2 separate regions of the Homo sapiens genome follow, and region 1 is linked to region 2. A link is an interaction called in ENCODE POLR2A ChIA-PET data of the cell type or tissue named here. Cell type or tissue: B cell. All regions are shown on one strand. Each heading gives the region's core, and the rest is flanking DNA. Links, peaks and the distances in the headings are about the cores only. Region 1 overlaps ABHD15 (abhydrolase domain containing 15). Region 2 overlaps TAOK1 (TAO kinase 1).

Region 1 (10,787 bases), core at 1,599-5,598, 160 kb before region 2:
AATGCCCACCCATGTGGCTGGATCTTCCCACTTCCCTAGAGAAGCCAGACACCTGCATTTTATGTGAAATCTTCTAATTTTATTATTTTATTTATTTATTTATTTATTTTTTGAGATGGAGTCTCGCTCTGTCAGCAGGCTGGAACGCAGTGGCACGATCTCGGCTCACTGCAACCTCTGCCTCCTGGGTTCAAGTGATTCTCCTGCCTCAGCCTCCCAAGTAGCTGGGACTACAGGTGTCCGCCACCACGCCCAGCTTATTTTTGTATTTTTAGTAGAGATGGGGTTTCACCGTGTTGGCCAGGATGGTCTCAATCTCTTGACCTCGTGATCCACCTGCCTCAGCCTCCCAAAGTTCTGGGATTACAGGCATGAGCCACCGCGCCTGGCCACTTTTATTATTTTATATTATTTTATTTTATTTTTTGAAATGGTCTCTCTGTGTCACCCAGGCTGGAATGCAATGGTGCAATCATAGCTCACTGCAGCCTTGACCTCCCAGGCTCAAGCAGTCCTCCCACCTCAGCCTCCTGAATAGCTGGGACTGAGCCACCATGCCAAGCTAATTTTTTTTTTTTTTTTTTTTAGAGATGGGTTTTCGCCCTGTTGCCCAGGCTGTTCTCAAACTCCTGGACTTAAGTGATCCACCCACCTCGTTGGCCTCCCAGAGTGTTTGGATTACAGGCGTGAGCCACCACAACCAGCCTTATCTGGTTTTAAATGATGGCCATGAAATTAAACGTTTTCGAAGCCCTAAATGGCCAAAGAAAGCCTCTGTGGACAGATCTGGCCTGCGGGCTGTCTGTCTGTCTCATCTGCTGTCACCTGATGTTCTCATTCTTCCCTCTCTTTCCCACCTTCCCCACTAAACACCTCGCTGCCAGGTATGCCACAGCCCTGGAGGACACTGTGGACACCAGCAGACTGTTCAGGAGCCGTTCCCTTCGAGAGTTTGAGGAGGCTCTCTTCTGCCACACCAAAAGCTTCCCCATCAGCTGGGATACCTACTGGGACCGCAACGACCCGCTCCGGGATGTCGATGAGGCAGCCGTGCCTGTGCTGTGTATCTGCAGTGCTGACGACCCCGTGTGTGGACCCCCAGACCACACTCTGACAACTGAACTCTTCCACAGCAACCCCTACTTCTTCCTCCTGCTCAGTCGCCACGGAGGCCACTGTGGCTTCCTGCGCCAGGAGCCCTTGCCAGCCTGGAGCCATGAGGTCATCTTGGAGTCCTTCCGGGCCTTGACTGAGTTCTTCCGAACGGAGGAGAGGATTAAAGGGCTGAGCAGGCACAGAGCTTCCTTCCTTGGGGGCCGTCGTCGTGGGGGAGCCTTGCAGAGGCGGGAAGTCTCTTCCTCTTCCAACCTGGAGGAGATCTTTAACTGGAAGCGATCATACACAAGGTGAAAGACCTGGCCTGAGAACCCCCAAGTCCTGCAAAGAAAAACAGAGCTGGGCAAGGGGGAGTCCTGGAAAGATGGGGCGGACTGAACAGAGGGAGCTCCAGCTCTGTGCTCCTCATTCAGTCCCTCTCTCTTAAATTGGTGCCTTGAAAGAGAAGGAACGTCCTGCGAGCCTGCACTCACTTCATCCTCAGCAGAACTCCTGCCTGGCCTCTGCTCAACATATCCCTACTCATCCGGTCAGCAGCGGCGCGTTCCAGTCACTGTCACCTGTCACTGACATCACAAGCCAAAGGATAGCACTTTTTCAATCCATGGACTCAGGAGAAAATGCCCTCTTACTGGCAGTGGCTAGAGGGATGAGACGTTTGTGTATGTCACTGGGCAGTGACCCCGATTCTCAAGCTGGAGCCATTTGATGTCATGAGGACAGGATGTTTGTGTCTCGGCCCCACTTCCCTCATTTGCTCTGTGGTTGTGGCGCCCTGCTTTGACCGAATGCTCTGGCAACTGCGGCAGCAGGCTTGTGTGTGTGAGAAGGGCGGCAGAGGCAGTGGGGCTGGCTCGCTGAGGGCTGAGCAGGTAGAGAATGTGAATGTCCATCTCAAGGAATGCGAAGTTCCAATCTCTCAGAGGAGCTCTGCAAGTCTCAGCTAGGAATGGGGCTGATCTGGCCCCCAAGCCTCACTGGAGAGATCCCAAGGGTATTTTACAAATAGGAAGCGCTCTCATGCAGGATCTGAGGGCTTTGCTAGACCATGGTTCAAGGAGTCAGAATCTTGGCTACCCTACATGCTCCCTCTGGCACCATTTCAGGGGATTACTCCAGAGAGCTGCAGCCAGAACTGTTTATCTCCTGAGATATGGACTTTCTCTAAGTCAGGAAAAGCACAAACCTCATAACTTAGGTGTTTTCTGGTTGGTTGCTCCCTTTTCTGATCCTACTACTGGCCTCTCCCTTTCCAGAGCCAGGAGACACATCTGGGACCAGAGGAAACAAAAGCACCAAGAGGTTGACTAGAGCTGACCAGTGATTTACAAATATTTCATATTCCAATGCTTCGTCTGCTCAATTATTCAAAAGGCCATCCCTGTAAAGGCAGAAAAGCTTCCTCTTAGATCTGGCCACTCAGCAAATAAGTGGGTATTTGGTTTTATGAAGAATAATGCTGAGGACTAGAGATATAGTATATCAGAGATAATATATAGTATACAGGTTGATCTAAATATTCTGGTTTGGATTAGGCAATTAAAATTTTTTTGGCAACAGGACATATGTTTCCATGTGTTGCTAAGATTCAAAAACTTTGCCCTGAAGTTTTATTTTAATCGTCATTGAGAAAGAGGGCTCCTGTTCTGACCTCAAAAACAGCAAAGCTGTTGTAAAGAAGAGAGCTGCTTATACGAAAACCCACATTCCAAGACTTGGTATAAGGTATTCCTGAGGCCTTGATTTCAGGTTTGGATAATCTTGCCCCAGATTCTAGATCTTGTTCTTCTAGATCAAATCAGAAGAAACTTTGAAATAACTCCAAGAATCTGCACTGAAATGTAGACAGCACTCGATAATCTAAGGGACATTATCTTGTTGTGAAAAATTATCTCCCTCCTGGCTGGGAGCGGTGGCACACACCTATAATCTCAGCACTTTGGGAGGCCGAGGTGGGTGGATCACGAGGTCAGGAGATCGAGACCATCCTGGCTAACACAGTGAAACCTCATCTCTACTAAAAATACAAAAAATTAGCCGGGCGTGGTAGCGGGTGCCTGTAATCCCAGTTACTCAGGAGGCTGAGGCAGGAGAATGGCGTGAACCCGGGAGGCGGAGCTTGCAGTGAGCTGAGATCGCACCACTGCACTCCAGCCTGGGCGACAGAGTAAGACTGTGTTTCAAAAAAAAAAAAGAAAAGAAAAATTATCTCCCTTCTCCCCACTTCTTGTTTCTCCTCCTCCATATTCCTCATCTGACGTTCTTTTGCCGTTTCTAAGCAGGATAAATAAAAAGGAACTGAAATTAAGCTGCTCTACTGCCGGTGAACAACAGCCTTGGTGTAAGCCTTGGTGAGGGAGATTTACTGCCATCTGGCCATCCGCTACCACCAGCTGCCCTCCACATCTGGTACAGTGAGGATTTCAGTTAATTAGGGTCCCGTAGTCCCAGTTGCCCTGCAAAATGGGAAGCAGCCTAGTGGTTTTTAAACCCTAAGGCTTAAAGAGTCCCTAAGGGTGAAAATCTGCATAGTTTCTCTAGAAACTATCCAGATAATGCAAGATTCTGGTTCTTCAAGAGAATAGCTTTTGGAGAAATAGTGGTTGGTTTTCCTTTCCCTTTTGATAGGAAAGAAAGTTTTCCAGGGAGAGAAATGTATAAACTTTGTAGTTACAGTCAGAAGAATGGCAGAATCAGCCCCAGTTCACGTTCCATTAATTCCTTTGAACCCTGAACTCTAGTGACCCGAACCCTAAAGTATTTCTCTTCCGTGGCCCTTGTGCCAGATGCACCCACTGCATATCCCAAGAACATTCTCTGATTTTCCCATTACTACTTGAAGACTAGGGCTGAAATGCCTGTTTTGTGCTGAGAAAGTGTAATTTCTGTTCAAGCAGGAAAGATTTGGATGGCCCTGTCCTTTAGCCTAATGATTCAAGAATCACACAGGTGAATTCTGCTTTGGTAAATAGCTAATTGTGTGAAGCCAGCTGGAGGAGCCCCAGGCACACTGTTCTGTGAATGGGTGGCCCTTGAACAAAATGGCAAGTTATGAGTTTGAGGAAGCAAGAAACAAACAACAAAACCAAACAATAGGCGGGGCACAGTGGCTCTCACCTGCAATACCAGCACTTTGAGAGACTGAGGTGGGAGGATCACTTGAGGCCAAGAGATCGAGACTAGTCTGGCCAACATAGCAAAACCCCATCTCTACAAAAAATTAAATTAGCTAGGCATGGTGGTGCACCCTGTAGTCCCAGCCACTCGGGAGACTGAGGCGGTAGCACTGCTTCAGCCCTGGAGGTCGAGACTTCAGTGAGCCCCTCCCGAACACCTAAGAACCACTGAGTTGGACTTTCCAGGTGGTGGGTCTTCAGTAATCTTCAGGCCTCATTACTTGCTTGCCTCCTTTTTGGTGTCCGTTATTTACCAACACCTTCAAATGGTAAGATAAAAAAATGAATACAAATAAGGAAACGAGCCAGGTGCAGTGACTCACTGCAAAGTGCAGTAATCCCAGCACTTTGGGAGGCCGAGGCAGGCAGATCATTTCAGTCCAGGAGTTCAGGACCAGCCTAGCCAACATGGTGAAATTCCATCTGAGTGTGGTGGCACACGCCTGTAGTCCCAGCTACTTGGGAGATTGAGGTGAGAGAATCGCATGAGCCTGGGAAGCAGAGGCTGCAGTGGACCGAGACTGCGCCACTGCACTCCATCCTGGGCAACAGAGCAAGACCCTGTCTCAAAATCATAATGAAAACAATAAAGCAAAAACAAAAAGCCAATGACTAAAGGGAGGCATTAATTCAGAAGTGGCAATTGAGTCCTCTGTCTCTAGCCATGGATCAGAATGCAGAAAGCAGACAACTGCTTCTGAAATTTTCTGTGAGTTCTAAGTTCTGATCTCTGATATCAAGATTGTGCTAAGCTATAACTTAATTCTCATAATTTAGTATTTTATGTATTTATACATAGATTTCCAGGGTGGCTTGGCTGGAGATGACAGTATGAAAAATACAGCACTAAATTCTCTGAGAAGACATCATCTCTGTTTTGAGTGACGATATCCTAAGACTTGGATACTGATAGAAAATAGGTCTTGGCCGGGCGCAGTGGCTCACGCCTGTAATTCCAACACTTTGGGAGGCCGAGCCGTGTGGATCACCTGAGGTTGGGAGTTCGAGACCAGCCTGACCACCATGGAGAAACCCCGTCTCTACTAAAAACACAAAATTAGCCAGGTGTGGTGGTGCATGCCTCTAATCCCAGCTACTTGGGAGGCTGAGGCAGGAGAATCACTTGAACTCGGGAGGTGGAGGTTTCGGTGAGCCAAGATTGCGCCATTGTACTCCAGCCTGGGCAAGAAGAGCAAAACTCCGTCTCAAAAAAAAGAAAAAAAGAAAGGAAATAAAGAGAAAGAAAAAGAAAGAAGAAAGAAAGAAGAAAGGAAAAAAAGAAGAAAGAAAGAAAAAGAAAGAAAGAAAAAGAAAGAAAGGAAGGAAGGAAGGAAAGAAAGAGAAAGAAAGAAAAAGAAAGAAGGGAAGGAAGGAAGGATGGAAGGAAGGAGGGAGGGAAGGAAGGAAGGAAGGAGGCCTTGGCCAGGCATGGTGGCTCACACCTGTAATCCTAGCACTTTGGGAGACTGAGGTGGGTGGATCGCTTGAGTCCAGGAGTTTGAGACCAGCCTGGGCAACGTGGTGAAAACCTGTCTCTACAAAAAATACAAAAATCAGCTGTGTATGGTGGTGCATGCCTGTAGGCCCAGCTACTAGAGAGACTGAGGTGGGAGAATCACTTGAGCCTAGGAAGTCAAGTCTGCAGTGAGCTGTAAACATGCCACTGCACTCTAGCCTGGGCAGCAGAGCAAGACCCTGTCTCAAAAAAAGGAAAGAGAAAAGGTCTCAAAACAAGGAAGTGTCACCTTGGCTTTATACATAACCTCAGAACCACCTAGAGTCAGAAACTCCTCTGTACTCATCTTCCATCCCAAACCACAAGGTCCTTTCTCAATCAGTCACCTTTAGTAATGAATGCCAAGGTATCTTCCTTTAGAGATGAATTTTAGCATGAATTCCTCTCCCTGCTTAAACAAGCAGATACACTTGGCCACTCTGGTAGAACTTGGTAACAATGCCAATAAAAGGAGTATTTGTGATTCTTCAGTCAAGCCAGAAAGGATGACACCAGAAATTGCTTTGACTCATTATCACAATTTGCAGAGATAAGAGTGCATTCAGGAAGGCTTGAGAAGTTATACATAGGGAGTGTCCAAGTACTCAGAGATTAAATGAATGCCTCAGGAAACAGTAAGTCTCACATCATCAGTGGGATATTCAAGCTAGACTGCCCCTTGGCACATATCATGGAGAGAACATGTGGCAAGAAATGAGGATGAACTAGATCAGATATCCAGTTTCTTCTCATCTAAGGTCTGTGAATTAAAATAAATAATGCTAATGATCTTAGTGTTTGTAACAACTTAAGGTGGGTTTCTGGGCTCAAGGATCAGAAAACCACAGACCTGACTAGGATCCTGGGAGTTGAGAGATAACATAAATTTTAATGAAAATAACCCTGCCAAAGTGACCAGAGTGAGTGTGTGTGTCTGTGGTTTTTGTTTGTTTGAGATAAGGTCTTGCTCTGTCACCTTGGCTAGAGTGCAGTGGTGCAATCTTGGCTCACTGCATCCTCAACCTCCTGAGCTCAAGCAATCCTCCCGCCTCAGCCTCATAAAGTGATGGTACTACAGGCATGAGCCACCACCATTCCCAGCCCAGAGTGTTTTGTTTTGTTTAGAGAAAGGGTCTTGCTGTGTCACCCAGGCTGGATTGCCCAGTGGTGTGATCATGGCTTACCACAGCCTCGACCTCCCGAGCTCAGGTGATCCTCCTACCTCAGACTCCTAAGTAGCTGGGACTACAGGTGTGCACCACCATGCCTAGCTAATTTTTGTATTTTTTGTATAGATAGGGTTTGTTACTATGTTACTCAGGCTGGTCTCGAACTCCTGGGTTCAAGGGATCTTTTCACCTCGGCCTCCCAAAAGTCTGAGATTATAGGTGTGAGCTACCACACCTGGCATCAGAGTATATTTTTAAGATAGCCAATGATTATGCTCTAGTCGCACTTGCTCAGAGGAGCTAAAGGTTTTTTTTTATTGTTGTTTGTTTGTTTGAGACGGAATCTCGCTCTGTCGCCCAGGCTGGAGTGCAGTGGCACCATCTCGGCTCACTGCAAGCTCCGCCTCCCAAGTTCACGCCATTTTCCTGCCTCAGCCTCCCGAGTAGCTGGGACTACAGGCGCCCGCCACCACGCCCGGCTAATTTTTTGTATTTTCAGTAGAGACGGGGTTTCACTGTGGTCTCGATCTCCTGACCTCATGATCCGCCCACCTCGGCCTCCCAAAGTGCTGGGATTATAGGAGTGAGCCATCGCACCCGGCCGGAGCTAAAGTTTTGAAGGTAAAATGATACTTCATTGAAACAATAAGACACTCATGCATCAAAAGTAAGTCTCTAGTCCCTCTAGTCTTACCTTGTAATAATGCAATACCTTGCCTTAGTATTTAGTATGGTTGAACAAAAAATTTCTCTCCAACTTATTTGTCTCTGAATAGTAAATCAGTCTCCCAGTAACACTGGAATGTTATTATTTTTTAAATCTCCAGAAACAAATATGTGCTGTTTGTCTTCTGAAGTCTTCTGTGTACTAAGCCATGCTTGCCTACTGTGGCGTTTAGCAGAGCCTCAGTGCACATTCTCTAGCCACTGGATGTTGCCTCACTTTTGTAGATCTAGCCTCGTGTGGCCTAACACTAACCAGCAGCAGCTCTGTTTAATCAATAACCAGGTCTCCTGTTCTGGGCTAATAATTTCCCAGCAGGCGCACAATTCCCTGATCATTGATGGTGCCTACAACAAATATATTATTCAGTGGGCAAACAGTGTTTGTGTGTTGATAGGATACTGAAGTAATAGTTTGGAGATGTGGGTTCCAGTTTCTACTTCATCTATGACTTAAGTGACCCTGAGAAAGTTATTTTATGAGTTGTTCCATATGAAAAGACTGGGAATGTGTATAGGCCTTAATTTATAAGGTCTGTTAGGATATAATGAGATACTTAATAGCAAACAGATCCCATTCTCCAAGACTCTAATTCCTCAGCCATAGCTCAAAGACCTCCATGATGAAGGGGCATCTGCTTTCAAATCACAGTCTTTATTCTCTGATCAACATCTTATAAGGCTAAGAAGTTCCAGTTATTAATTGCACTGCAAAGTTGGGAAGGGCCTGGAAGAGCAGCACCTTTGAGCCTCACAGGTTGGGTTTGGGTTGCCCAGTTGAGGACAAACTCTCCCCATCCCCACCCCCATATATGTACACACACACTGATACTATGTCACAGCTAATTGGTTTCACATCAATTTTTGTCAAAAACCATCTGCATTTCTATTTCTTATAGATGGTCAGAGACGATGTGACTTTTAAGATCTCATGGTTAGTGGTGGGGCTAAGACCAGACCCAAATTAGTGCTCTTTATGCCATACATTATTTGCCTTTTCCTAATCACTGTCTGAGATGATACTAAACAATGTCCATTTTGGACTCCAAAATGTAAAGGATTTTAACAAAAAGGTGGGGGTTTCAGGGTATCTCTCTTCAGAGCTGCCGGGGTGCACAACTGCATGGGGGGAGCCATGCACGTTATCTACAAATGGCACCCTTTAAATTTCACTGCACAGCCTGCACAGAGCTAACACCCTCAGCAGCCTTCTCTCCCTGTATCCGTTAAGAACAAGTACCTGAAAATAGGGTAGCAAAAGGTAAAGTCATTAATTGCCCAGGACACATACAGGAAGACCCTGATTCTGCAGCTGGCGAAATGTGATGTAGGTGATGGCATAGGGGCTGTGAAGCTAGCTGACAATCGTGATTAATTTTTTTTTTTTTTGAGACAGAGTCTCACTTTGTTGCCCAGGCTGGAGTGCAGTGGCATGATCTCAGCTCACTGCAACCTCCGCCTCTTGGGTTCAAGCAACTCTCCTGCCTCAGCCTCCCAAGTAGCTGGGACTACGGGCATGCGCAACCACACCCAGCTAATTTGTGTATTTTTGTAGAGATAGGGTTTCTCTATGTTGGCCAGGCTGGTCTCAAACTCCCGACCACAAGTGATCCGCCTGCCTTGGCCTCCCAAAGTGCTAGAATTATAGGTGTGAGGCACCGTGCCCGACCTCCCATGACTAATTTTATGTTCAAATTTCTTTTATAGTCAGGTAGGATAGATTTCAAATTCTAAGCATAACTCGAATCTTTCATCCCACTGTAATTTGAAGAACCCAATTGTGAGGAGAAAACAAAGAATCTTTTTTTAGAGACGGAGTCTCCTTATGTTGCCCAGGCTGGACACCAAACTCCTGGGCTCAAGCAATCATCCCACCTCAACCTCCTGAGTAGGGGGGGATCTATAGGCATGAGCCTCTATGCCCTAGAAATCTTGTTTTTTAACCCCATTGAGTTAGTCCAAATTCAGGTGGGTATATTGAAAATACTGGAGATGAGGTCTGGGATCTAATCCTGGCTCTGCAAGGCAAAGTCTAGCTCTGTCACCTAGGCTGGAATGTAGTGGTATGATCATGGCTTACTGCAGCCTTAACCTTCCAGGCTCAAGCAATCCTCCCACCTCAGCCTCCCAAGTAGCTGGGACTACAGGCATGTGTCACCATGCTCATCTAATATTTTTATTATTTTTTTGTAGATAGATAGGGTCTCACTATGTTGCCCAGGCTGGTCTCAAACTCCTGGTCTCAAGCAATCCTTCCACCTCAGCCTCTCAAAGTGGTAGGACTGCAGGCATGAGCCATTGCACCTGGCTGCCACACAGCTGTTTGAGGCAAGCAAATTAAACACTATAGAAATGTTAATCTCAAAATAGTTCAAATGTCGACATTCTAGGAGTTAAAAAACTGCCACTTTAAGTCTTCTTTTCAATATGGTAGGTAACCTAAATTATACTTTATCCTTTTTTTTTTTTTTTTTTTTTGAGACGGAGTCCCGCTCTGTAAACTAGGCTGGAGTGCAGTGGCGCGATCTCGGCTCACTGCAAGCTCCGCCTCCCGGGTTCACGCCTTTCTCCTGCCTCAGCCTCCGGGGTAGCTGGGATTACAGGCGTGAGCCACCGCGCCCGGCCCAACCTAAATTATACTTTTAAAAATGGTACTTAAAACTATTTTCTTGGCTGGGTGTGGTGGCTCACGCCTGTAATCCCAGCACTTTGGGAGGGCGAGGCAGATGGTTCATCTGAGGTCAGGAGTTCGCAACCAGCTTGGCCAGGATGGAGAAACCCCATCTTTACTAAAAATACAAAAATTAGCTGGGCTTGGTGGCACACACCTGTAATCCCAGCTACTTCAGAGGCTGAGCCACGAGAATCACTTGAACCTGGGAGGCGGAGGTTGTTGTGAGCCAAGATCAGGCCACTACACTCTAGCCTGGGTAACAGAGAGAGGCTGCCTCAAAAACAAAAAAACAAACAAAAAACCCAAAAGTTATTTTCTTTTCTTTTTTTTTTTTTGAGATGGAGCCTCACTCTGTCACCCAGGCTAGAGTGTAGTGGCCTGATCTTGGCTCACTGCAACCTTCGCCTCTCAGGTTCAAGTAATTCTCCTGCCTA
Region 2 (10,787 bases), core at 2,760-6,759:
CTATAATGCATAGCACAGATCCCCCCAACAATGAATTATCCTACCCAAAATGTCAATACTACCACGGTTGGGAAACCCTGCACTACACTATTGTATGTATTTACTTGCAAGCCTGTATCCCTACTAAACTACAAAATGGGAGGGATCAAGTCTTACTGATTTCTGTATACTGGCACAGTATCTACAAAATAACACACCAAAAAAATGTATTAATAAATACAGATGTGTCATTACTGAACCTATTTTAATAACCACACTGCCTAGAATGCTGCACTCAAAAAATATAAGAAATACGTATGTCATTGCTGAATCTTACTTTGATATGAAAGCTACATAACTTACTGGCTAAACTGGTTGTCTTTTTTTTTCTGAGATGGAGTCTCACTCTGTCTCACAGGCTGGAGTAGAGAGGTTCGATGTCGGCTCACTGCAAACTCCGCCTCCCAGGTTCAAGCAATTCTCCTACCTCTGCCTCCCGAGTAGCTGGGATTACAGGCGAGAGCCACCACACCCAGCTAATTTTTGCATTTTTAGTAGAGACGGGGTTTCACCATATTGGCCAGGCTGGTCTCAAACTCCTGACCTCAGGTGATCCGCCCACCTCGGCCTCCCAAAATGCTGGGATTACAGGCATGAGCCACCACTCCTGGCCTAAACTTGTGGTCTTTAAAAGCAAATTCCATCAATCACTATCTTGACTTGGTGTTTTCATAGTACATACCAACAAATTACAAATTATAACTATGTGAATATCTCAAAAGAGTATTAAACTGAAATTTATTTCCAAATTTACTGCAGCATGAGTAAACCAACTGGCTTAATGACTGTGCTCTGAAAGCATTTTTAAAAGGACACTGTTTCAGCAGGGCAAGGTGGCTCACGCCTGTAATCCCAGCACTCTGGGAGGCCAAGGCGGGTGTATCACCTGAGGTCACGAGTTTGAGACTAGCCTGACCAACATGGTGAAACCCCATCTCTACTAAAAATATATATATACAAAAATAAGCTGGGCCTGGTGGCACATGCCTGTAATCTCAGCTACTTGGGAGGCTGAGGCAGGAGAATCACTTGAACCTGGGAGGTGGAGGTTGCGGTGAGCCGAGATCATGCCATTGCGCTCCAGCCTGGGCAACAAGAGCAAAACTCCATCTCAAAACAAAGGACACTGTTTCAAAAATTTTTTGAACTCATATCATAGTGCCATTTGAATAAAATAGAGTAAAATAATGGATACTAAAATCTTGGCTATCATTCCACCTAACTTGAATCTAATAAAATTTATGTTAAAATACAGAATGGTAGTGTATTTTAACATATTGTCAAAAAATTAAACAGTTTTTACTTACCTATTTATTTATTTAGACACAGGGTCTCACTGTTGCCCAAGCTGGAATGCAGTAGCACAACCATGGCTCACTGTAACTCCATCCTCCTAGGTTCCAGCAATCCTCCTGCCTCAGCCTCCTGAGTAGCTGGGACCACAGGCACATGCCACCGTACTTGGCTAATTTTTTATTTTTAGTAGAGATGAGGCCTTACTATGTTGCCAGGCTGGTCTTGAGTTCCTGGGCTCAAGCGATCCCCTTGTCTCAGTCTCCCAAAGTGCTGGGATTACAGGCGGAAGATATCATGCCTAGCCAAAAGTTTTTATATCATAGTTATTTTACTTATTTTAGCAAATATTTCAGGCCAGGTGTGGTGGCTCATGCCTGTAATCCTGACACCTTGGGAGATTGAGCTGGGTGGATCACTTGAGTCCAGCAATCCAAGACCAGCCTGGGCAACACGGTGAAGCCGTCTCTACTAAAAATACAAAAAATTCGCTGGGTGTGGTAGCACAGGGCTGTAGTCCTAGCTACTTGTGGGGCTGAGGCAGGAGGATCACTTGAGCCCAGGAGGTCAAGACTGCAGTGAGCTGTGATCCTACCACTGCACTCCAGTCTGGAGTCCTACAACAGGTTCTTAAAAGAGTAAGACCCTGTCTCAAAAACAAAACAAAACAAAACAAAATCCCCCCCCACACACACACAGAAATATTTCATATCTCAACACTGTTTTATTTTTTACATGCCCAGCCAACTTTTTTATTCTTGATTAAAGATTAATGGCATTATTTTATAGAACTAGACATTCACACATAAAACACAAAAATACTTTTTCACTACCTAAGCTGAAGATAAAATGATCTTTTAATTACTCCATTTTCAAATTATTTGTACTTTTCTAGAGAATTAAAAAATCATTATCACTAATAACGACATGTCAAAGTAAAGAATCTAGGCCAGGCATGGTGGCTCACACCTGTAATCCCAGCACTTTGGGAGGCTGACGTATGAGGACTGCTTCGGTGTAAGAGGTCAGGGCTGCAGTGAGCTGTGATTGTGCCACTACACTCCAGCCTGGGTGACAGAGCAAGACCCTGTCTGAAAAGAAACACAAAAAACAAAAAAGAATCTGAAAGTGAGCACATTATATTGCCCCTCTGGGACTCAAAACTCTAATTCCAGTAAATAAAACCAACTGAAATACCATACTCCTATCAAGTAATGAGCCCTATAAAACATCATCATCATCTACCATTTATGCAGCAGGAGATTACTTAAATACTATATATTAAATAAAACAACATATACTATACAAAGTTTCTGTACAACAAGGAAGAGCAAAGTTTCCTTATCAAGTACAATCAAGGATATGGATGGTTTTGGCAAAAAGACAAAGCTTTTCCAATTTTCAGTAACCCTAAATTCCCCAAGTCTAAAAACGGAAAAACCTTGACCTTGTTTAGTAATGCTGTTCATCAACCTTTTCTGAAACCTCTTTCTCAGCCTCAATGGGAATAAATTGTAACAAATCAATCCAAAATACAAACTAGAGGTTTGTAACTACTACCATGAGTGAATTAAAAACATCAACTAAAACATAAATATTATGGTTAGATGTAACACATTGCAGCACACTGATTTTTTTTTTTTTTTTTTTTTTTTTGAGACAAAATCTTGCCCTGTCACCCAGGCTGGAGTGCAATGGCACAATCTTGGCTCACTGCAACCTCCACCTCCCAGGTTGAAGCAGTTCTCCTGCCTCAGGCTCCCTAGTAGCTGGGATTGCAGGTGCCCGCCACCATGCACGGCTAATTTTGTTTTTTTTTTTTTGAGACTAAGTTTTGCTCTGTCTTGATCTCTTGACCTTGTGATCTGCCCACTTCGGCCTCCCAAAGTGCTGGGCTTACAGGCGTAAGCCACTGCGCCGGGCCTAATTTTTTTGTATTTTTAGTAGAGACAGGGTTTCAGCATGTTGGCCAGGCTGGTTTTGAACTCGTGACCTCAAGTGATCCACCCACCTCGGCCTCCCAAAGTGCTAGGATTAAAGACATGACCCATCACGTCTGGCCTGGCATTTTTAAAATATACTTAATATACTTAATTAGTCACATAATAATTTTATGAACAGACGTATTTCAATTAAATCAAATCTATATATGTCCCCAAATAAAATAAAAATAAAAGATATTTTCTTAATATCCTCCAAATAAAAAGTTTTCAACCAGGCATGGTGGCTCACACCTGTAATCCCAGCACTTTCGGAGGCTGAGGCAGGCAGATTGCTTGAGCTCAGGAGTTCGAGACCAGCTTGGGCAATGTGACAAAACCTAATCTCTACAAAAAATACAAAAGAATTAGTCAGGTATGGTGGCGCATGACTGTAGTCTCAGCTACTTGGTAGGCTGAGGTAAAAGGATCACCTGAGCCCGGGAAGTAGAGGCACAGTGAGCCATCATTGTGTGCCACTGGACTCTAGCATAGGGAAGGGGACTGAGACCGTCTTAAAAAAATTAAATAGAAAGTCTTCTTTTTTTAAAATTCTGCAATTCATGAGAAACTGCACTCACACATAGTGTGTGACATTAGATATCTGATAACACGTTCCTTAATACAAAAACCTCAGAAGTTACCATGATTATCCAAAACTACTGGTACCCTGCCCAGGACCTTTTAGGCAAAGTCCTTGCTATCTCCTAAGCTTTGAAACCTAGGAAAGGTAAATATACCCAATATAACGACTAAATAGACTACAGATGAATCAGTAGAGATTGAAGGAGAGTTGTTGAAAGAAAAAGGAAAAAGCAAACTAAAACAAGCATACTTCAGAGACAGAAGATTAGAAGTAAAAGGGATGAGGTAAAAAAAGAAATTTTAGTTCAGGCACAGTGGCTCACGCTTATAATTCTAGCACTTTGGGAGGCCAAGGTGGGCAGATCACCTGAGGCCAGGAGTCAAGACCAGCCTGGCCAACATGGCGAAACCCCGTCTCAAACAAAAAGAACAAAAAGTACAAAAATTAGCCAGGCGTGGTGGCACAGCTACTCAGGAGGCTGAGGTGGGAGGATTGCTTGAGCCCAAGAGGCAGAGGTTTCAGCAAGCCATGATCACCCCACTGCACTCCAGCCTCCCAACAGAGTAAAACCCTGTCTCAAAAAAAAAAAGAGAAGAAAAAGAAAGTGATATGGTTTGGCTCTGTGTCCCTACCCAAATCTCATGTTAAATTGTAATCTCCAAAGTTGGGGGAGGGACCTGGTGGAAATGATTGGATCATTGGGGTGGATTTCCCCCTTGCTGTTCTAGTTGATAGTGAGTTCTCAAGAGCTACTGTTGTTGGAAAGTGGAAAGTTTGTAGCACTTCCCCCTTCACTCGCTTGCGTGTCCACACACATGCACACTCTCCCTCTCTCTCCTGCCAACCATGGGAAAATATGCCCACTTCCACTTCCGCTATGATTGTAAGTTTTCTGAAGCCTCCCCAGATGCAGATGCCTGTATAGCCCACAGAACCGTGAGCACATTAAACCTATTTTCTTTATAAATTACCCAGTCTCAGGTATGTCTTTATAACAGTGTAACTGGGTACCCAGAACATATAAAAATGTGGCAAACTGCTGAGCACAATAGCTTACACCTGTAATACCAGCACTTTGGGAGGCCAAGGCAAGAGGATAACTTAAGATCAGGAATTTGAGACCATCCTGGGCAACATAGCAAGACCCTGTCTGCACAAAAAAATTTTTTCAAAAATTAGCCGGGTGTGGTGGTGCACACCTGTAGTCGCAGTTACTCAGGAGGCTGAGGTGGGAGGATCACTTGAGCCAGGAGGTGGAGGCCGCAGTGAACTATGATCACACCACTGCGTTCCAGCCTGGGCAACAGAGCAAGACCCTGGCATCAAAAAAAAAAAAAAAAAAAAAAAGAGGCAAACAAAAGTTTCCCATAATAATGTTTACCCTTACTTTATGCACCACACTGACACTCCCCATTACTTTTTAAAATTGTTATTGTGACTCACTAAATTGAATTTACAAGCCATTAATGGATCACAAACTAAAGTTTGAAAGCACTGGCTTAGAGGAACTAAAAATTATGGGAAAGTCCTTGCTTTCCTATGATTATCTAGCTTGAGAAAACTATTCAGAAGGTGGAATTCTCCCAGGGCTGAAATACTGTCTTATCTGGCACATAATAATCACTTAAAGTTTGTTGAATTAATACATTTTGGAACGTAAGGCACTTTCAAGGTAAGGACATACCTACAAAAGATACCTAAATAAAAATGCGTAGAAGAGCATGGGTACTCTGAATCCCTTCAAAGACAGGGATGGTAAAAAGAGCTCCAGGAGGTAGAAGAGGGATACCAAATTTTTCTTAAATAAACAAAGTAAGTACTGGAAAAGAAATGTCATTTGTTGTTTTTTTTTTTTTTTTTTGAGACGGAGTTTTGCTCTTGTCTCCCAGGCTGGAGTGCAATGGCGCGATCTCGGCTCATTGCAACCTCTGCCTGGTTCAAGTGATTCTCCTGCCTCAGCCTCCCAAGTAGCTGGGATTACAGGCGCCCACTACCACACCCAGCTAATTTTTGTGTTTTTAGTAAAGACGGGGTTTCACCACTTTGGCCAGGATGGTCTTGAACTCCTGACCTCAAGCAATCCACCCACCTCGGCCTCCCAAAGTGCTGAGATTACAGGCCTGAGCCACCACGCCCGGCCTGAAATGTCATTTCTTAAGACAGGCTTTATATCCAGCAAAGGAAAAAGAAAACCTGTGATAAATTAAAAACTCCCATCAGAGGTGGGCACAGTGGCTCCTGTGTATAATCTCACCACTTTGGGAGAACAAGGCAGAAGGATCACTTAAACTCAGAAGATCAAGACCAACCTGGGCAACATAGTGAGATCTCGTCTGTACTAAAAATAAAAAAAAATTAGCCAGGTGTGGTGGTGCACGCCTGTAGTCCTAGCTGCTGAGGTGGCTGAGGTGAGAGGATCGCTAAGTCCAGAAGATTGAGGCTGTAGTGAACTTTGATCTCACCACTGCACTCCAGCCTGAGTGACAGAGCGAGAATCTATCCCAAAGAAAGAAAAAAACTCCCATTAAGTACTACACAGTAGTCCATTATAGGTGCAAAAAGTTACTAAGCTACCTTGATATTCTAACTATTTCTTTCAAAAATGTATGTCAGACTCCAGATATATAAATCCAATATCACCAGGCGCAGTGGCTCACGCCTGTAATCCCAGCACTTTGGGAGGCCAAGGCGGGCAGATCACGAGGTCAGGAGATCAAGACCATCCTGGCTAACACGGTGAAACCCCGTCTCTAATAAAAATACAAAAATTTAGCCAGGCATAGTGGCGGGCGCCTGTAGTCCCAGCTACTTGGGAGGCTGAGGCAGGAGAATGGCATGAACAGGGCAGGCAGAGGTTGCAGCGAGCCGAGATTGTGCCACTGCACTCCATCCTGGGCAACAGAGCGAGACTCCGTCTCAAAATAAATAAATAAAAATAAATCCAATATCAAATCAAAATTATATAATGCAACTCATCCTTAAATATTAGACTCTCCCCAGCACTTTGGGAGGCTGAGGCAGGTGGAACCACTTGAGCTCAGGAGTTCGATACCAGACCAGGCAACATGGCAAAACCCCATCTCCACAAAAAATACAAAAATTAGCCAGGCAGTGGCATTTGCCTGTAGTCCTAGCTACTTGGAGGGCAAAGGTGGGTGGATCACTTGAGCCTGGGAGGTCAAGGCTGCAGGCAGCCGAGATCGTGCCACTGCACTCCAGTCTGGGTGACAGGAGTGAGACCCTGTCTCAAAAAAAAAAAAAAAAAAATTATCTCAATGTACTCATAAACATTTATATTAGGCAGCTAGTGTGTGATAGCCAACAATTTATTGAGTGTTAGCATGTATCAGGCAGTAAGTTAAGTACTTAGCAAGCATTATCCTATTTAAACAACCCAGTATATACTATCTTCACATTAACGGGTGTGGTGGCTCATGCCCGCCTGTAATCCCAGCACTTTGGGAGGCCAAGGTGGGTGGATCACCTGAGGTCAGGAGTTCAAGACCAGCCTGGCCAACATGGTGAAACCCTGTCTCTACTAAAAAAACAAAAACATTAGCCAGGCATGGTGGCACATGCCTATAATCCCAGCTACCCGGGAGGCTGAGGCAGGAGAATCACTTGAACCTGGGAGGCTGAGGTTGCAGTTAGCCGAGATCACGCCATTGCACTCCAGCCTGGGCAACAAGAGCAAAACTCCATCTCTAAAAAAGAAAAGAAAAGAGAAAAGAAAAGAAAAGAAAAGAAGCCTGGCGCAGTGGTTCACATCTGTAATCCCAACACTTTGGGAGGCCAAGGCAGGCGATCACCTGAGGTCACGAGTTCATGACCAGCCTGACCAACATGGAGAAACCCCGTCTCTACTAAAAATACAAAAAATTAGCTGGGCATGGTGGCGCATACCTGTAATCCCAGCTGTTGGGAGGCTGAGGCAGGAGAATCGCTTGAACCTGGGAGGCAGGGGTTGCAGTGAGCGAGATCATGCCATTGCACTCCAGCCTGGGCAACAAGAGCAAAATTCCGTCTCAAAAAAAAAGAAAAGAAAAGGTGAGGCATAAATAGTTAAATAAAGAAGTTACCACAGGCCTGGTACTGTGGCTCATGCCTGTAATCCCAGCTCTTTGGGATGCTGAGGAGGGAGGACTGCCTGAGCCCCCATGAGTTTGAGACCAGATTGGGCAACATAGAGACCCCGTTTCTCGAAAAAAACTTTAAAATAAGCCAAGTATGGTGGCATAGGCCTGCAGTCTCAGCTACTCACGGCTTCGGCCCTGAAGGTAGAGGCTGCTATGGGCCATGACTGTGCCACTGCACTCCCACCTGGGTGACACAGCAAGACCCCATCTCAAAAAAACAAAAACTGAAAAAGTTACACATTTACACTAGTAAATGGTGACATACATATATATATATACACATATATATACATGTATATACATATATACATACATGAATATACATATATACACACGAATATACATGTATACATATATACATACGTGTATATATACGTGTATATATGTATATACATACATGTATATTCATGTATGCATACATGAATATACATGTATACATGTATACATGTATCATACATGAATATACATATATACATGTATACATGTATATATATATATATATTTTTTTGGGGGGGGACGGAATCTCACTCTGTTGCCCAGGCTGGAGTGCAATGGCACGATCTCGGCTCACTGCAACCTCCGCCTGCTGAGTTCAAGCAACTCTCCTGCCTCAACTTCCTGAGTAGCTGAGACTACAGGTGCGCGCCACCATGCCCGGCTAATTTTTTGTATTTTTAGTAGAGACAGGGTTTCACCATGCTGGCCAGGCTGGTCTCGAACTCCTGACCTTGTGTTCTGCCCACCTTGGCCTCCCAAAGTGCTGAGATTACAGGCGTGAGCCACGGCACCCAGCCATTTTTTAACTTTTTTATTATTTTCTTGAGACAGAGTCTCACTCTGTCACCCAGGCTGGAATGCAGTGGCACGATCTTGGCTCACTGCAACCACTGCCTCCCAGGTTCAAATGATTCTCCTGCCTCAGCCTCCCGAGTAGCTGGGACTACAGACAAGTGCCACCACGCCCGGCTAATTTTTGTATTTTTAGTAGAGACGAGGTTTCGCCACGTTGGCCAGGCTCGTCTGCAACTCCTGACCTCAGGTGATCCACCCGCCTCAGCCTCCCAAAGTGCTGGGATTACAGGCGTGAGCCACCATGCCCAGCCCTTTTTTTTTTTTTTTTTTTTTGAGACAGAGTTGTACTCTGTTGCCCAGCTAGAGTGCAGTGGCACAATCTCAGCTCACTGCAACCACTACCTCCCAAGTTCCAGCGATTCTCCTGCCTCAGCCTCCCAAGTAGCTGGGATTACAGGCACACGCCACCACGCCCAGCTAATTTTTTGTATTTTTAGTAGAGACGGGTTTCCTCCACATTGGCCAGGCTGGTCTTGAACTCCTGACCTAAAGTGATCTACGGTCTCCCAAAGTGCTAGGATTACAGGCGTGAGCCACCACGCCCAGCCAACATTAATATATAGTAAGTGCCAATTTTATTATTGGTAGCTGCAAACCAGAAAGTTTTGTTCCATCCTATTATTTGATAATATTTCTCAGAAACTAAACTTTGAATGTCTTTCTAAATGTTACAGTAATTCATCTACTTCTAAACCTGCATAAAACTATTTGATCAAATAATTTTATCAAAAGGAAAAATTAGCCCCTTCTCAGCTTTAAAGATAAATTAGACGGTAATTAAGTGCCATTATATTTAAATAACAACCTACAGCATAACGGTCACTGGCATTTTTAGGAGGCTGCAGTATATCTATTATGCAAGGCACTTAATAATTTATACTTTTACTTACTTTATTTACATGCCAGGTACTTAACATTTTAAAAACTCTTCCAACTTTTATAGGATACTTAATTTTGTCATCAAAAAGGTATAGCCTTAGACTGTATTTTAGAACAAAAAGTCTGCTTCTGGCACAAATAGACTGATACAGAAATAACTGTTACCATATGATGACAGAAACGTCCCAGCTGAAAATAATTGCTGCTAGTCCCTCCACACAACTTTTTAATTCATGTAGATTTTTAGAAGGTATGAGACATCTTTAATGAAATTAAACATCAATTTTTATTACTAAAAACTAAAATACTTTAAGAATGGAATGAACTAATACAGGTTGTATCCTCTCATATTTTATAATAGGAAAACCTGAAGAATAATTTTTAAAATCCAACCATTAATAGTAAGTACGGAAATCGGGCCGGGTGCAGTGGCTCATGTCTGTAATCTCAGCACTTTGGGAGGCCAAGGCAGGTAGATAGCTGGAGCTGAGGAGTTCAAGACCAGCCTGGGCAACATGGCAAAACCCCATCTCTACAAAAAAAAAAAAAAAAAAAAAAAATTAGCCAGACGTGGTGGCATGTACCTGTAGTGCCAGCTACTTGGGAGGTTGATGTGGGAAGAGCACTTGAACCCGGGAGGCTGAGGCTGCAATACGCTGTGATCACGCTATTGCATTCCAACCTGGGCGACACAGCAAAAACCCTGTCTCAAATTCAAAAAAAAAAAAAAAAAAAAAAGTACACATACCTAAAGGCAGGTGAGCATATGTTGGTACTCTGCTTAATGAACATCTCAATTTTATGCGAAACTTTACTAGAGAAATAAAACTTTTTTATTTGTTTCGTTTTGTTTTGAGATGGAGTCTTGTTCTGCCGCCCAGGCTGTCAGGCAGTGGCGCCATCTCAACTCACTGTAACCTCCACCTCCTGGGTTCAAGTGATTCTCCTGCCTCAGCCTCCCCAGTAGCTGGGGTTACAGGCACCCACCACCATGCCTAGCTAATTTGTTTTATTTTTGTAGAG

Evidence for each region. Peaks named below come from ENCODE experiments on the same cell type or tissue, not always from the same donor. Only the 100,000 strongest peaks of a DNase experiment are listed, where the experiment ranks them.
Region 1: POLR2A ChIA-PET joins it to region 2 with 6 read pairs; 14 of 35 experiments call an interaction of 5 or more read pairs at or near these places.

What each region holds. Positions count from the first base shown.
Region 1 is chr17:29,553,184-29,563,970 of GRCh38, reverse strand. It overlaps ABHD15 (abhydrolase domain containing 15), which reads left to right. Exons shown (of 2, transcript NM_198147.3): 2 at 885-3,424. The coding sequence ends at 1,410. Among named protein-coding and RNA genes, the nearest start is that of ABHD15, 8.5 kb to the left of the region's middle. In B cell, for the core only: no CTCF peak of the experiment used is centred there; DNase peaks (open chromatin) are centred at 1,880, 3,450 and 4,148; H3K4me3 peaks cover 2,380 bases; H3K27ac peaks cover 2,860 bases.
Region 2 is chr17:29,395,362-29,406,148 of GRCh38, reverse strand. All of the region lies in intron 1 of TAOK1 (TAO kinase 1), which reads right to left. Among named protein-coding and RNA genes, the nearest start is that of MIR4523, 10 kb to the right of the region's middle. RefSeq lists an enhancer at 4,722-4,791. In B cell, for the core only: no CTCF peak of the experiment used is centred there; no DNase peak of the experiment used is centred there.